Linked DNA regions of Homo sapiens: regions 1, 2, 4 and 5 are each linked to region 3. The links are chromatin contacts, found by Hi-C or POLR2A ChIA-PET in ENCODE. All regions are on one chromosome and are shown on one strand. The core of a region is the stretch at or near the end of the contact, and the rest is flanking DNA. Distances in the headings are between cores, read along the strand shown. Region 1 holds the start of FBXL20 (F-box and leucine rich repeat protein 20). Region 2 holds the start of WIPF2 (WAS/WASL interacting protein family member 2). Region 3 has its middle 16 kb from the start of GRB7. Region 4 holds the start of RAPGEFL1 (Rap guanine nucleotide exchange factor like 1). Region 5 holds the start of PSMD3-AS1 (PSMD3 antisense RNA 1).

Region 1 (2,700 bases), core at 130-2,629, 350 kb before region 3:
TGGATCAATTCAAATTATTTCCCAGTTCGCATAATAAGAAATCAAAGAATAGATTAAACTGACAACCCTTAAAAGTTTTCACACCCTGAACCTAGTTGTCGAGTTTCTTAAACTTTTGTCTCGCCGTCTTACAATTTCATCTCTCAAATGGAGATGAAGAAAAACACCGAGTGAGATTGTCCACTGAGCTGTGAGTGATCCCAGGTCAGCCTGGTTCTCTGCCAGAAAAGACCAGGTGACATTTACTCTTCCTGTAGAAGTTTCTTTCTCTTGACCCTCAAGGAACCTTCCAGTATATTGTTATACTACTGTAATTCATCAGTAGTTACAATATTTCACTTCCCAAAGGAATCTCTTCCTTGCAAGATGACTACTCTCTAAAGACGCTTTCAAGACCGTCCACTCCTCAATTCCAGGACAGTAAACCTCCCTCGCTAGAGGAGAAAAAGTTCCTGAAAGACAGACCGGAATGGATTTGCTGAACTTTCGTCCCAATCTCAAAGCATGTAGACATCCAAGGGTTCCCAAGGAACAATGAGCTACAGAAGTACAGACTAAACGGGAAAGCAGAGGAAGTATCAGAACAATACCCAAACCAAACACAGCACCGAAAACCCGTGGTAGCCTCTATCATCCCAAACTACCGTCCCCACTTCCCTAGTTTCACCAAGGTCTCAAACTCGGAGAAATGGTACCCATCCCCTAATTTCCTCCCTCAACAGACAACAAACGCGTCATGAAGGTAGCAGCGAGAAAAGCAGCAGGCTCTGGTGGACCGGAGCCGTGATGGCTGGGTGGAAGGAGGCAAGCCAAGGGTTGTGTAAAGAATGGAAAGCTGAGCGATCCTGGAGGAGGGTGGAATTAGGGCGCCCGAGCTAATCCCCCGCGGGGGCCCGCTGGTGGGAAGAGACGGGGGGCGAACCGGCGAGGGGACTGGGGGCACCGGGCTGCGCTGGGCTTCTGGGTCGCAAGAAAGGGGAGCGGAGTCTGGCAGCCCCGCCAGTGGGTGGGTGACGGCGCCTGCCAGGGAGGAGGCTCCGTGCGGAGCGGACGTTTTGGGATTAGAGCGCGCGACCCGCCCTCCTCACGCCGCCCGAGCCCCCCAAGCTCACACCTCAAACCTGCTCTTGGTCACTCCGTTCACGTCCCTCCTCATGGGGCCGGCGGGTGCGGCCCGGGCCGGGCGCTGCGGCGAGCGGAGTGCACAGACCGGGGGCCCAGGACAGGCCCGGGAGTTCCGGGACGGGGACTGGGCGCCGGAGGGGTGACGCCGGGACCGTGGGACGGGAACAAGAGACCTCTCGGCTCCGGCTAGGCCTCCACCACCTCCCGCGGCGCCGGCGGCCGCAACGACTGCTCGTCGCTAGCTCGGCTCTCTCCTCAGCCTCAACTTCAACCCAAAACAAAAACACTCCCCACCTGCCAGCAACGCCGCTGCTCATTGGACAGAGCCGCCCGGGCCTCGGAGCGCCCGGGAGGGGGAGGGGCGGGAGGGGAGGAGCGCGGCGGCGGCGGCGCGAGACCACCCCTCCCCCACACGGGGCCGGCCCTGACGGCGCTCCCGGGAGCAGCCGGTGCGCGGCGGCGGCACGACCCCCTGCGCCTCCGAGGCAGACGAGCCCATCGGGAGAAGGCGAGGCAGGGAAGTGCCTGTGCGTGTGGAAAAGGGGGTCTGTGGGGCGGATGCGAGTGCGCGCGTGCTCGCGGACCAGCGAGGGAGAGTAGAGCAGTACCGCACTCTGCGCGGGGGCCCCTCTTCTGCCCCGTGTCCCCCTCTCCTCCCTCCGCGGGCAAACAGGCACGCACCTGCCTGCACAGAACCTCAGCCTCTGCCCGCGCCCGTCGCCCCTCGTCACTTGTTCCCCAGGATCCTGTAAGGCACCCGCATCCTTCCCGGCCACCCAGCTCCCTTCCCCTGTCACTCACTGTCGCCTTGAACCCAAAGTGCAGCAGGCGGTCCCTGCTCGGAGCCATTTTCCTCCTCTTCTGGATGTGTCTAGATTGGGGCAGTGCGGCTGCCGCCGCGCCTCCGCGGTTGCCGCCGCCGCCGCCTCCCCCGCCTCCCCCGCCCCAGTGCATTACATTACGGGGTGCTGCAGGGAGGCCTGGGGGGCCGGGGCCGGACGCTTGTCTCCCTGTGCATGGCTCGGGAGGGCGAGGGTGGTTGCGCTGAGCAACAGGCCAAGTGCCCGCCCTGGTCCGGGGATGGCTGCGGAGCTGCACCTGAGGCCGGGGGTCGGGGGTGCAGGGCTGGAGCCGGGCAACCCTTCCTTTGGCCGGGGTCGGGGCGCGCGTCCGTGGGGGTGGGGCGGGCGAGACCGAAGAGCCTTTGGTTTTCCTTGCTCGGCCGCCGCCGGCGCCCAATGGGCTGCAGCGCCTGCCTGTCCGCCAATCAGGGCGCTGTTTGGTGAGAGCTTCGGCCTGACGTCACTTTGGCGGGAGAAACAAGCGTGTGTGAGCGAGTAGGCGGGGGCGTTTTCCCGATGGAAACACTTCATCAGACTCCCGGGCTCCTTGTATAGAAGCTGATCTGTGTCATCATATTATATTATGTTTTAACAACTCTGGCCTTCAAGGTCTCAGAATTTATGACCGAATTTCCACGAAGGAATAACACAGGATTTTGTAGTTTTGTTGCCCCTTCTATGAGCAACAAACTACAAAATTATGTCCTAAGAGTGAACTATTAGAAACTGTATA
Region 2 (2,700 bases), core at 147-2,646, 470 kb after region 3:
TGTTTGGACCCACCATCTCCCTGGCTCCATCGCCCCACGTATGGCCATGCAGGATGTAGACAGCTGAAAATCTTTACCTCGTGTCCTTGATCCCTATGCCTGCTGTGTTCCCTGCCTTCTCTGATTAATAATAAAATTCCATTCATCCTTCAAGGCCCAGCTCCAAACCATTTAGGAAACCTCCTTCCATTCTTTAGCAGGAATTAATTGCTCCCTTGTCTGACGTCCCACAGCACTAATCACACGCTGACTTGTATCTCAGCTAGCTGTTTATGCCAGTCTGCCCACCAACGTAGTGAGTTCCCTGAGGGCAGAGGCTCTGTCTTAGTCACCTCTGTAGCCATCTCCTGGTGTTTAGCAGGTACTCAATGTGACATTTACTTGACTAGTGGGTGGTGCCTAGTACTACTCATGGCAGAATAGAAGGAAAACAAAAATAATAACAACTTATGCTCTATCACGTTTTCCCATTCATTAACTGATTTCAGCTTTGCAACAACTCTATGAGACAGACGGGACAGGCACTATTAGACCCATTTTACAGATAGGGTAGCTAAGGCCCAATGGCACACAGCTTGTAAGTAATGGGGACTAAGTCCCAATCTTGCCCCCTTACTTCGGATTCTGTGCTGGGAATGGAATTAAACCAAGAGTATTTTGAAGCTATAATGGAAAGCGCTTTTCTGGGTGGACTAGGGAGAGATACTTAGTCAGCTGTCAGGGTTTAACAGCAGCTCCATCAAAGAGGGCACAGGATTTCTCTCTCTGGCCCAAGCAGCTGGAGGGGTCCACAGCACCATCCTATAGCCCTGGAAGCTGGAGGAAACCCCAGCCCGAGAAAGAAGAGACGGTGTTCGAGTCAGGTGGGTAAGATGACGTAAATGATGACTTGTGAGCAGTGGCCTGCCTCTGTTGCCATGACAACCGGAGCTTGACTACTTGGCCTTTGCAAGGTTGGCCGAGGCGGGTTCTTCGTTAACTCGAGATTAAGGAAGGATATTTAGGGGGGAGGGTGTGTGTGTGTGCGGCGGATTAAAGACGAAAGGAGTATATTCAACAATGACTGTTTAGCTCAGTGGTTCTCCACCTTGGCAACACGTTAGAATCACCTGCAACAATTTCCTGATGCCTAGGCTGCACCCCAGAATTAAATTATAATTTCCAGGGGTGGGAACCAGGCATCATAGTATTTAAATCTTGCCAGGTGATTCCAATTGCAGCTAAAGTTGCAAACCCAGCTTTTAGCTGGTAAGCGGAATTCCTGTGACCTTCCTAAGATGGCGTCCACTCAACCGCTTCCGCCTTTACGTGGGCCGGCAGGGGGCGGGCTTCCCAGGGGCGCATGCGTCTCGCATCTCTCCGCTCCCTGCTCTCTCCTCCTTTTTCCCCCGCCTCCATTTTGTTCGCGGACGCTGGGGACGGTGGGAGCAGATCCATTTCCGGGTTGGCAAAAGGGGCGGTGGCGGCGGCGGCGGCGGCGGCGGCGGCGGCGACGGCGAGAAAGAGCTTGCCGGGGGGCGAGCAGGACAGGACGAAGCCGGAGTGTAGGCGGCAGAGGATTCGCTCCCAGAGCAGCTGCGGCCAGGTCGGAAAGAGGCCGGGGCGGCTGGGTCAGTCGCTGAAATGACCTGCGGACCTGAGTGGGAGGGAAAGTCGCGGGGAGGGGGGCTCGGGGCGGGGCTTGAGAAGAGAGGGGGGCATTAGAGGAGGGGCCGGAGGGGGAGAGGGGTCTTGCGGGTGGGGCCTGAGGGGCGGGGGGCCGGGGGACTGTATCGGAAGAACCTGGAGGAGAGAGGGCGTGGGGAATCTGGGGAGGAGTGGTCGAATATTGGTATGGGGCGAGCGGGGACTGGAAAAATGGGGAGGAACGTTTTTGAGAGACAGGCAATAAGGGCTCCTGAAGGGTTGGGTGAGTTAAGGCGGCAACTCTGTGAGGAACGAGGTAATCGTGCGCAAAAAGGGAGACGGGAACGGAGGACCTGTTGGGAACGGCTAATTAGCAGGATGCTGTGGGTGAGGAGTCCAGTGTGACATTTTGGGGATTGAGTTAGGTGAAAGCTAGTGTTTGGGAAGATGGCTCGGGAAACTGCTTACACTAGAGGGAATCTTGAGAGCGTTCTTTGAAAAGGAATCAGAATTTAGTTAAAGGTTGGATTGAGAATGTTAAGATGCGCATTGGAACGTCTGGAGTTGAGGGTTCATGTTGAAGTGGTGTGAAGTGAGGGAAGATGGAATTTTTTTTTTTTTGTTTTAAAGGTGGGGTCTGGCTATGTTGCTCAGACTAGTCTTGAACTCCTGGGCTCAAGCGATCTTCCCACCTTGGACTCCCAGAGTGCTGGGATTACAGGTGTGAGCCACTGCACCCGGCCAAGATGGAAATGTTAAAGTGTTCAGCATGGCAGTGTGTATGGTCGAGTTTTTTATCAGGAAGGAAAGTTCTTAAAAATAGCATTGAGGCAAGGAACTGATATGTGATGGAATTCTTTTTTCTTTTTTTTTCTTTTAAGAGACGTGGTCTCACTCTGTCGCCCGGGCTGGAGTGCAGTGGCATGATCATGGCTCCTTAAAGCCTCGACCTCCCGGGCTGAAGTGGTCCTTCCACCTAAGCCCCGCCAATAGCTGGGACCACAGGTGTGACCACTACTCCCGCCTAACGTGTGTGTGTGTATATATATATATATATATATATATATATATATA
Region 3 (2,700 bases), core at 28-2,527:
CCGACTTCATGTGATCCGCCCGCCTCAGCCTCCCAAAGTGCTGGGATTACAGGTGTGAGCCACCGCGCCGGGCCTGGAGCTGCATTTTTGTTGTAAGCACTTTGTTCTTACTTGGATTAGGTTTATTTTAGGGTGGTTTGGGGCAGACTGAGGGAGATTGGAAGGCAGAAACCACCCCCTCAGGACAACCACGTGGATCTCCTTAGGGTCTGGGTAGTGGAACTGGGCCCTGTGACCTTGGAGTTGGAGGGGAAGCTGTAAGCAGGGATGGAACGGGCCACCCGCACCCTCACACAGCTGTGACCAACAGGCACGGTCATCCGCATTCACCTGCCCAACTCCCATGCCCTGAGTCCTGTCCTCCAGGGCATTCCTACTGGCACTACCCCAATTTCCCAAAAGATTCCAGGGATCTCTCTCTCGCTCTCTCTTTTTTTTTTTTTACAGTCTCACTCTGTTGCCCAGGCTGGAGTGCAGTGGCTGATCTCAGCTCACTGCAACCTCCACCCCCTGGGTTCAAGCGATTTTCCTGCCTCAGCCTCTTGAGTAGTTTGGGATTACAGGCGTGCGCCACCACGCCCAGCTAATTTTTGTATTTTTAGTAGACGGGGTTTTGCCATGTTGGCCAGACTGATCTCAAACTCCTGACCTCAAGTGATCCTCCCGCTTTGGCCTCCCAAGGGAGGGTTCCTTCCTCCCAGGCTGAGGCACCCTGCCCCACACATCTACTGGAGGAACTTAGTGTTGGGGCCAGGGGGTGGCTGGGTAAGGCTGGATCCCACACTTGTCAGGCCAGGTTGGGGTAGGGGAGGATACACGGGGGACCCGTCTCTCAGCCGTTCTGGGCCGGTGCCTGAGGCGATCTGCCCCGCCGCCCGCCCTTCCGCCACCACCCAAGTCGCATGCGCGCGCCGGGGCCGACGGGCGCCAGGCTCCACCGAGCCACCCTCCGTCGTGGCGGCCCCTCGTGCCTCTGCGGAGGGAAGGCCGCCGGCTTCGCCAGGGGGCGCGCGTCGGGGTCGCGGCTCTTTGAACTCGGCCCCACGAGGGGACGCGCCATCGGTTTCGTGGCTTGCGTGGCGCCGCAGCAACGAGCCGGTCGCCCCGGGGCGTTGCTTAGTCCGGGCCTCGCTGCGAGTCTGTGGGCGAGGCGGGAGGTGCTTCCTTGGCCAGGCGGGTGGAGGAAGGTGTGGGCGCCGCATCCCAGCGTCGCGGAGCCTCCAGGCGCGGGCAGGCGAGACTGGCGTGCAGCGCGACGGCCTAGTCCCGGCGTCCCACCGTCCCCCACTCCCGCAGGCGCCGAGCCGATTCAGCCGCGCGGCTGCAGTGACACCCAGCGGCCGTCGCGGGAAGTGCGGTCGCCGCGGCCAGGCCTCCGGGGCTCCTGTCTCTCGAGGTTCCCACCCCGGTTACGCGCGGGCACCCCGGAGGAGAGCGGCCGCGCGCTGCAGATGCCCGCGGGGGCACTTCCCCTGCCCCTCCCCCGTTTCCTCCCCGCAGGCGCCCGAGCGCCGGGAGATCCTGCGCAGCGGCAGTGCCCGGAAGGGCGGGGCGGGGTGCAGCAGCGGCGCTGGGCTGTGACCCGGGCAGTTTCACTTCTGGATCCTGCTCGGGCTGTGATAGGACAGCGCGGGGGCAGCGGGGGAACACGCGGGCACGCCGAGATCCGGCGCTCGGGACCCCGATGAGGGGAGGCCTTTCACTCCTGGGGTGTCACGCGACCCACGCTTTCCTCCATGTCCACTCCCACCCCCCATGGGTTCCACTTTGCTGTCCCCCGAGCTGCCGCTCCTCCCCAGCAGACACCGTCTCCGCCGGGGCTGCCGACCCCCGGAGAGGCCCCGAGCGGCGTGGGCGGCGGGAGGAGGGAGCTGTGAAGCCGCAGGCAGGGGGTTAGGCTGCGGGCTGCTGAGACGCCGAGCTGTTTCTCAGAAGTGCAGCTGCCCCTCCCCTCACACCCCCCTCACTCCCACCGCGCGCCGCACCCCTGCCCCCTCTCCGCCGGCCTCCCTTTCCTCTCCCAGGCACCCTAGCCGGGAATCTGGGGTCTGGGTCCACGCAGAATTAAGAGGAGAACCTGAGAAAGGGCGGGGGCCGGGGGTTCAGACCCAGCCTCAGCGCGCGTTATTCCGAGCCTCCTATAATTCCACAGGTGAGGGGATCCTGTCCCCTACCCCTGGGGTCCAGGATTGGAATTTGATAGAACAGTTAGGAAAATGACATCTTGAGAGAGTCAGGGCCCGGCCACTATTACTCTAGCTCCAGCGTCCAGTGAGGAGAGGAGAGAGAGGGAAGACCTGGAGCCCGGCTGGTGCAGTGAGGTTGAGGCCTGTCTTAGGAGTACCAGCTGGAAGGCCCTTCAGAGATCCCTGACTCTGGGGAAAATCAACGCCCAGAAGGGGAAGTCAAGTGTCTGGGCTCATCCCGAGAGGGAGAGGGCTGGGATTGGAACCAGGACTCCAAATAGTTGCGGGAGTCTGCGACTGTCTTTTGCTTGGGACTTCAGAGCTTTGCTGGATTCACTGACTCAGCCTGCTTTCCCTCAACACACACAAACACACACACACGAGACACGTGCACGCGCGCACACACACAGATACACAGACACACACAGACAGACATGCAAGGAGAGAGACAGGCACACATGGAGACAGACACGCACACGCAAAGAGACACACAGCTCCCCAGGAGTCTAGCGGG
Region 4 (2,700 bases), core at 196-2,695, 420 kb after region 3:
GTCTCTCAGTCTGTTTTATTTTCAACCCCCTACACCCTTCACACTCCCCAATTCGCCCTTCCTAACCAACAATTCCCAAATCCTGCCCAGAGAGAAGGTTACCAAGGCAACCGGCTTAATCTGGTAACTGTGGCATGTGCTGGGAGAGAAGCCCTTCCCTCTTCCTATTCAGTTCATAAAATGCTACCTGGGGAGCTCCAACCCATTCCAGCCACTTTCCCCTTTCAAGCCAGGGGATATTGGAGTGTCCAATAAGGGGAGCACAGGAAGCTGATACTCAGACCTCTAATACAGCTTCTTAGCCAAAATTGTGCGCTGTCTTCTTTTTACTGTTTCCAAATCCACAAACAGATGGGTGTGCAAAGCTTTATTTCTGTGAACACATGCTCTAGCACACATGGGAACAGATATGCACATACATTGATACGTATGTCATACACACCCTGTTCAGTTTTACTACCACTCCCAGCCATTAGCATTCCTGTCTCTGCCTGGTTGGTGCTCGGTAAACAGGGGTGGGGCATTGTCCAGAGAGCCTCAACCCATCGAGAACCTGCTGCCACTCCCACACCTTGTAAGTCTAACCTGGATGTTCTCACACTTAGCATGGCTTTACGATGCACCCCCCTCCTCCCCCACACTCCTTCTGGGGCAGCATATCCTTAAGGACAGAATGCTCCTGGTGTGGGCATCAGGAGTAAGGATTACTTGGAGTGCTAATTGGCACCACTTTTCCCACTCCATGGCCATGTACACTTGGGCTCTGTGCTTGATGATAGTCGGCAGTTCTGGGGCTTGTCACCTGTCTCCATGGCCCTGCTTCCTTCTGCTGCCAGCTGGGCTCAGGTGCCCTTGTGCTCCTGGTCTCCTCCCCACTGCCTATTATCCCCTCCTCACCCCAGCTAGACCTGCCACAACCTGCTGCTCCCTGCCTGGCTCCTACCTGCCTGCCAGTACCTGCCCACAGACCAGGCCCACACCACCTATTGTGCCCTACCAGAGAGGACAGATGGGCACCGCCTCCAGTGGCAATGCTAATTCACCCAAGAGGCCTTCCCAGCTCTTCTCACAGAAGGAAGATAAACTCCACATATTTCTGTGAGTATGAGAAAGGTGCACACTCTTGGGTTCAGCAATCTGTAGGCCTGACTTGGGTACACAGGTAGGTGAGTGAAGGTGTCCAGGCCACAGACCTGTCCTGACTCTTTGAAATGATGCTGAGACCCGGTTATCCCTTGAGCCAGGAATCCTTCCCCATTGGTAAATCTCTGACTTACCTTTGCCCTTAATTTCTTCTGCTTAGAACCCAAGTCCCTTACTGTTTCCCTCGCGGTCAACCCCAGCGCGCGAGTTCAAGCCTCGTGCGGCGCGGGGGCGAGCCGAGGAAGGGTAGGGGCGGGGACTGGGCGGGGACTGGAGGAGGGGGCGCGGTCTCGGTTCTGCCACCTTCCCCCTCTTCACGGCCAGGAGCGCAGCCGCCGCCGCCGCCGCCGCCGCGTCCTCTCAGCCTTGCGCTCCGCCCGCTGCCTCTGCCGCCGCAGCGCAGAGCCGGGCGCACCGGCCCCGCAGCCTGCCCACTCTTCGGGCCGCGTGCCGGCTGCAGCCGGCATGGGGGGTTGCTGAGAGCGAGCACTCCTTTCCTCTGGCACCTCCCCCGGCTACTGGCCACTGGACTCTGGCCAGCGAGGCTCGGCCCCTCTGGCCCCCAGTCTGGCGCCTGGCACGGCCCTCTACTCTGCTCCTCCAGCTCTGAGCATCGTGTCTTCGCCGCCCCCCCCGCCCGCGCCTGGGATACCTGGGTCCCCCGGCGACCCCTAGGAGAGGGGCGGGGGGGGGCATGAAGCCGCTGGAGAAATTTCTGAAGAAGCAGACGTCGCAGCTGGCGGGCCGAACGGTGGCGGGAGGTCCCGGCGGGGGTCTGGGGAGCTGCGGTGGGCCTGGAGGGGGTGGGGGACCCGGCGGGGGCGGCGGTCCAGCCGGGGGACAGCGGTCGTTGCAGCGGCGTCAGAGCGTGTCTCGCCTGCTGCTCCCCGCTTTCCTCCGGGAGCCCCCCGCCGAGCCGGGGCTGGAGCCGCCCCCTGAGGAGGAAGGAGGAGAGCCGGCGGGGGTCGCGGAGGAGCCGGGCAGCGGGGGGCCCTGCTGGCTGCAGCTGGAGGAGGTGCCGGGGCCCGGGCCTCTCGGGGGAGGGGGGCCCCTGCGCTCCCCTTCCTCCTACTCATCTGACGAGCTGTCCCCAGGCGAGCCCTTGACTTCGCCGCCCTGGGCCCCTCTGGGCGCCCCCGAGCGGCCCGAGCATCTTCTGAACCGGGTTCTGGAGCGGCTTGCTGGAGGGGCTACCAGGGACAGCGCCGCCTCAGGTAAGGAGCCGGTGGGCTCGAACACCCAGAGCAGGGGCTGGCCCCGGCTCCTCTTCCTTGCCCTTGGAGCGTAGGGGTGGCGCCGTGCCGGGGCTTGGTTATAGGGTTGAGTGGTCCGCGGAAGCCGGCTAGGGGCCTAGCGGAGGTACAGACCCTCCCGCGGAAGAGGAGAGCAGTACTCACCTTCCTCCCTACAGCAGCCTCACCCTCGTCTGGAGAAGCAGCTGAGCCTCTTACTCTCCTTCAGCCACCCTTCCTTTCCCCTGGGCATTGGAGCCACTGACTCCCATGGGTCCCTGATGTTGAATACCTCCTCCTGTGGCCCCAAATTAGGGCCTGACAC
Region 5 (2,700 bases), core at 22-2,521, 260 kb after region 3:
TGCAATAGTTGCCAGGCAACATGTTTAAGAATGTGGAGCTCCTGCCTTCCATGGTCCTGTTAAAAACCCACCCTCAAGGCCAGGTGCAGTGGCTCATGCCTATAATCCCAGCACTTTGGGAGGCCGAGGCGGGTGGATCACCTGAGGTCAGGAGTTCGAGACCAGCCTGACCACCAACATGGTGAAATCCCACCTCTACTAAAAATACAAAATTAGATGAGCATGGTGGTGCATGCCTGTAATCCCACCTACTTGGGAGGCTGAGGCAGGAAAATCACTAGAACCAGGGAGGCGGAGGTTGTAGTGAGCCGAGATCGTGCCATTGCACTCCAGCCTGAGCAATGAGCGAAACTCCATCTCAAAAAAACAACAACAAAAACCCACCCTCTACTCCCAGGGAGCTGGGTACAGAGCTGGGCCACATCAGTGCAAGGTGCTGAGCCACAGAGCTAAGGCGGAGCTGCAGGACCGCGGACCAGATAACAGTGTGTGAGATCAGTGTGTGAGATCAGACGTCCCTGCCATTGGTGACCACCAGGGGGCCCCCAAGCACCAGAGATGGCCCCATCCAGTCACCACATCCACTTCTCATCCAGAGATGTCTGTTTCTTGGCACGCTGGGGTAAATTAGGACAGAAGGTGACAGTCTTGGGTGTGGTCAGTCAGACTGCCCCAGGCAGGCCTTGTGGCCTGTAGAAAACGTTCAGGCCTAGGCCGGGCACGGTGGCTCACGCCTGTAATCCCAGCACTTTGGGAGGCCGAGGCGGGTGGATCACGAGGTCAGGAGATCGTGACCATCCTGGCTAACACGGTGAAACCCCGTCTCTACTAAAAATACAAAAAATTGGCCGGGCATGGTGGCGGGCACCTGTAGTTCCAGCTACTCGGGAGGCTGAGGCAGGAGAATGGCGTGAACCCGAGAGGCAGAGTTTGCAGTGAGCCGAGATCGCGCCACTGCACTCCAGCCTGGGCGACAGAGCAAGACTCCATCTGGAAAAGAAAAAGAAAACGTTCAGGTCTGAGCCAGAGGCCCAGGCTGTAATTCTGTCACTTACCATGACCTTGGGCAAGGCACTTCCTTCCCTGGCCCAGTTCACGGGGTTGGAATCGACTCCAAGGTCCCTTCCAGCATTAACGCTGCATGGTTCTAAGATGAGAAGATGGGGCAGTTTCCCCTCTCTCACCCCAGCCCGTGTCCACTTCAAGGTGAATGACCAGGGAAGTCACGTGTCCCAATCCCGCAGTTCCAAAGCCCTTGGGGACCCTACTGTCAGGGTCGTGCACGAGGAGGTGAAGGTCAGGTGAGCCAATCGCCTCGAAGGGTCTTGCCTCATTCGGGACAGACATCCGGTTTCCTCTGGCTCTACCGGGATTCTAGGGGCTTTAGCCGAATGAGTCATGGGGGGCGGGGGGGTTTCTGGGGGAGTTCCCAGCTAATCAACTTGGGACAGGACAGCCTGGAACTTTCGATGGTGCCTATCCAAGTGTGGGGTGGGCACAGCAGCCAAGACCCAATGTCCTTATCTCAGGTAGGGGCTCAGGAGGTCTCCCAGACAGGCAGCCTCCGGAGAGTTTGGGGGTAGGAATGGGAGCAACCAGCTTCTTTTTTTCTCTCTTAGAATTTGGGGGCTTGGGGGACAGGCTTGAGAATCCCAAAGGAGAGGGGCAAAGGACACTGCCCCCGCAAGTCTGCCAGAGCAGAGAGGGAGACCCCGACTCAGCTGCCACTTCCCCACAGGCTGCTGCCGCTTCCAGGCGTCTATCAGCGGCTCAGCCTTTGTTCAGCTGTTCTGTTCAAACACTCTGGGGCCATTCAGGCCTGGGTGGGGCAGCGGGAGGAAGGGAGTTTGAGGGGGGCAAGGCGACGTCAAAGGAGGATCAGAGATTCCACAATTTCACAAAACTTTCGCAAACAGCTTTTTGTTCCAACCCCCCTGCATTGTCTTGGACACCAAATTTGCATAAATCCTGGGAAGTTATTACTAAGCCTTAGTCGTGGCCCCAGGTAATTTCCTCCCAGGCCTCCATGGGGTTATGTATAAAGGCCCCCCTAGAGCTGGGCCCCAAAACAGCCCGGAGCCTGCAGCCCAGCCCCACCCAGACCCATGGCTGGACCTGCCACCCAGAGCCCCATGAAGCTGATGGGTGAGTGTCTTGGCCCAGGATGGGAGAGCCGCCTGCCCTGGCATGGGAGGGAGGCTGGTGTGACAGAGGGGCTGGGGATCCCCGTTCTGGGAATGGGGATTAAAGGCACCCAGTGTCCCCGAGAGGGCCTCAGGTGGTAGGGAACAGCATGTCTCCTGAGCCCGCTCTGTCCCCAGCCCTGCAGCTGCTGCTGTGGCACAGTGCACTCTGGACAGTGCAGGAAGCCACCCCCCTGGGCCCTGCCAGCTCCCTGCCCCAGAGCTTCCTGCTCAAGTGCTTAGAGCAAGTGAGGAAGATCCAGGGCGATGGCGCAGCGCTCCAGGAGAAGCTGGTGAGTGAGGTGGGTGAGAGGGCTGTGGAGGGAAGCCCGGTGGGGAGAGCTAAGGGGGATGGAACTGCAGGGCCAACATCCTCTGGAAGGGACGTGGGAGAATATTAGGAGCAGTGGAGCTGGGGAAGGCTGGGAAGGGACTTGGGGAGGAGGACCTTGGTGGGGACAGTGCTCGGGAGGGCTGGCTGGGATGGGAGTGGAGGCATTACATTCAGGAGAAAGGG

What was found. A loop is a pair of places that touch in the nucleus more often than their neighbours do. ChIA-PET counts read pairs that join two places held with the same protein, here RNA polymerase II (POLR2A). Pooled maps may share reads with other maps.
Region 1: a loop to region 3 is called in a map with no recorded cell type, with 15 times the contacts of the local background. The contact joins the promoter of FBXL20 here to the enhancer-like site in region 3. A Hi-C loop is called at or near these places in 3 of 37 single-sample maps with no recorded cell type and 11 of 50 pooled maps. POLR2A ChIA-PET finds 5 or more read pairs at or near these places in 4 of 52 experiments (H1, Panc1, activated CD4-positive, alpha-beta T cell and 1 more).
Region 2: a loop to region 3 is called in a pooled map, with 14 times the contacts of the local background. The contact joins the promoter of WIPF2 here to the enhancer-like site in region 3. A Hi-C loop is called at or near these places in 1 of 37 single-sample maps with no recorded cell type and 9 of 50 pooled maps. POLR2A ChIA-PET finds 5 or more read pairs at or near these places in 1 of 52 experiments (activated naive CD4-positive, alpha-beta T cell).
Region 4: a pooled map shows a loop between it and region 3 (3-fold over the local background). The contact joins the promoter of RAPGEFL1 here to the enhancer-like site in region 3. A Hi-C loop is called at or near these places in 1 of 50 pooled maps. POLR2A ChIA-PET finds 5 or more read pairs at or near these places in 3 of 52 experiments (RWPE1 and WTC11).
Region 5: a loop to region 3 is called in a pooled map, with 2.2 times the contacts of the local background. The contact joins the promoter of PSMD3-AS1 here to the enhancer-like site in region 3. A Hi-C loop is called at or near these places in 5 of 50 pooled maps. POLR2A ChIA-PET finds 5 or more read pairs at or near these places in 3 of 52 experiments (Caco-2, H1 and activated B cell).

What each region holds. Positions count from the first base shown.
Region 1 is chr17:39,400,247-39,402,946 of GRCh38, forward strand. It overlaps FBXL20 (F-box and leucine rich repeat protein 20), which reads right to left and starts at 1,380. Exons shown (of 15, transcript NM_032875.3): 1 at 1,115-1,380. The coding sequence starts at 1,156. RefSeq lists silencers at 633-925, 990-1,419, 1,450-1,649, 1,680-1,759, 2,010-2,399 and 1 more.
Region 2 is chr17:40,217,908-40,220,607 of GRCh38, forward strand. It overlaps WIPF2 (WAS/WASL interacting protein family member 2), which reads left to right and starts at 1,397. Exons shown (of 8, transcript NM_133264.5): 1 at 1,397-1,585. RefSeq lists enhancers at 738-787, 1,228-1,337, 1,238-2,016.
Region 3 is chr17:39,753,019-39,755,718 of GRCh38, forward strand. No RefSeq gene overlaps it. Among named protein-coding and RNA genes, the nearest start is that of GRB7, 16 kb to the left of the region's middle. RefSeq lists silencers at 903-1,042, 1,083-1,132, 1,273-2,002 and an enhancer at 2,493-2,542. Within about 2 kb of position 1,278, at least 35 of the 41 ENCODE cell types and tissues checked have a DNase peak (open chromatin) inside an H3K27ac peak, as active enhancers do.
Region 4 is chr17:40,176,025-40,178,724 of GRCh38, forward strand. It overlaps RAPGEFL1 (Rap guanine nucleotide exchange factor like 1), which reads left to right and starts at 1,446. Exons shown (of 15, transcript NM_016339.6): 1 at 1,446-2,357. The coding sequence starts at 1,838. RefSeq lists enhancers at 325-825, 826-1,326, 1,718-2,574, 2,575-2,700 and a silencer at 1,358-1,487.
Region 5 is chr17:40,013,370-40,016,069 of GRCh38, forward strand. PSMD3-AS1 (PSMD3 antisense RNA 1) reads right to left here and starts at 1,272. Exons shown (of 3, transcript NR_198981.1): 1 at 1,185-1,272; 2 at 869-990. It overlaps CSF3 (colony stimulating factor 3), which reads left to right and starts at 2,071. Exons shown (of 5, transcript NM_172219.3): 1 at 2,071-2,145; 2 at 2,322-2,476. The coding sequence starts at 2,106. RefSeq lists an enhancer at 1,981-2,480.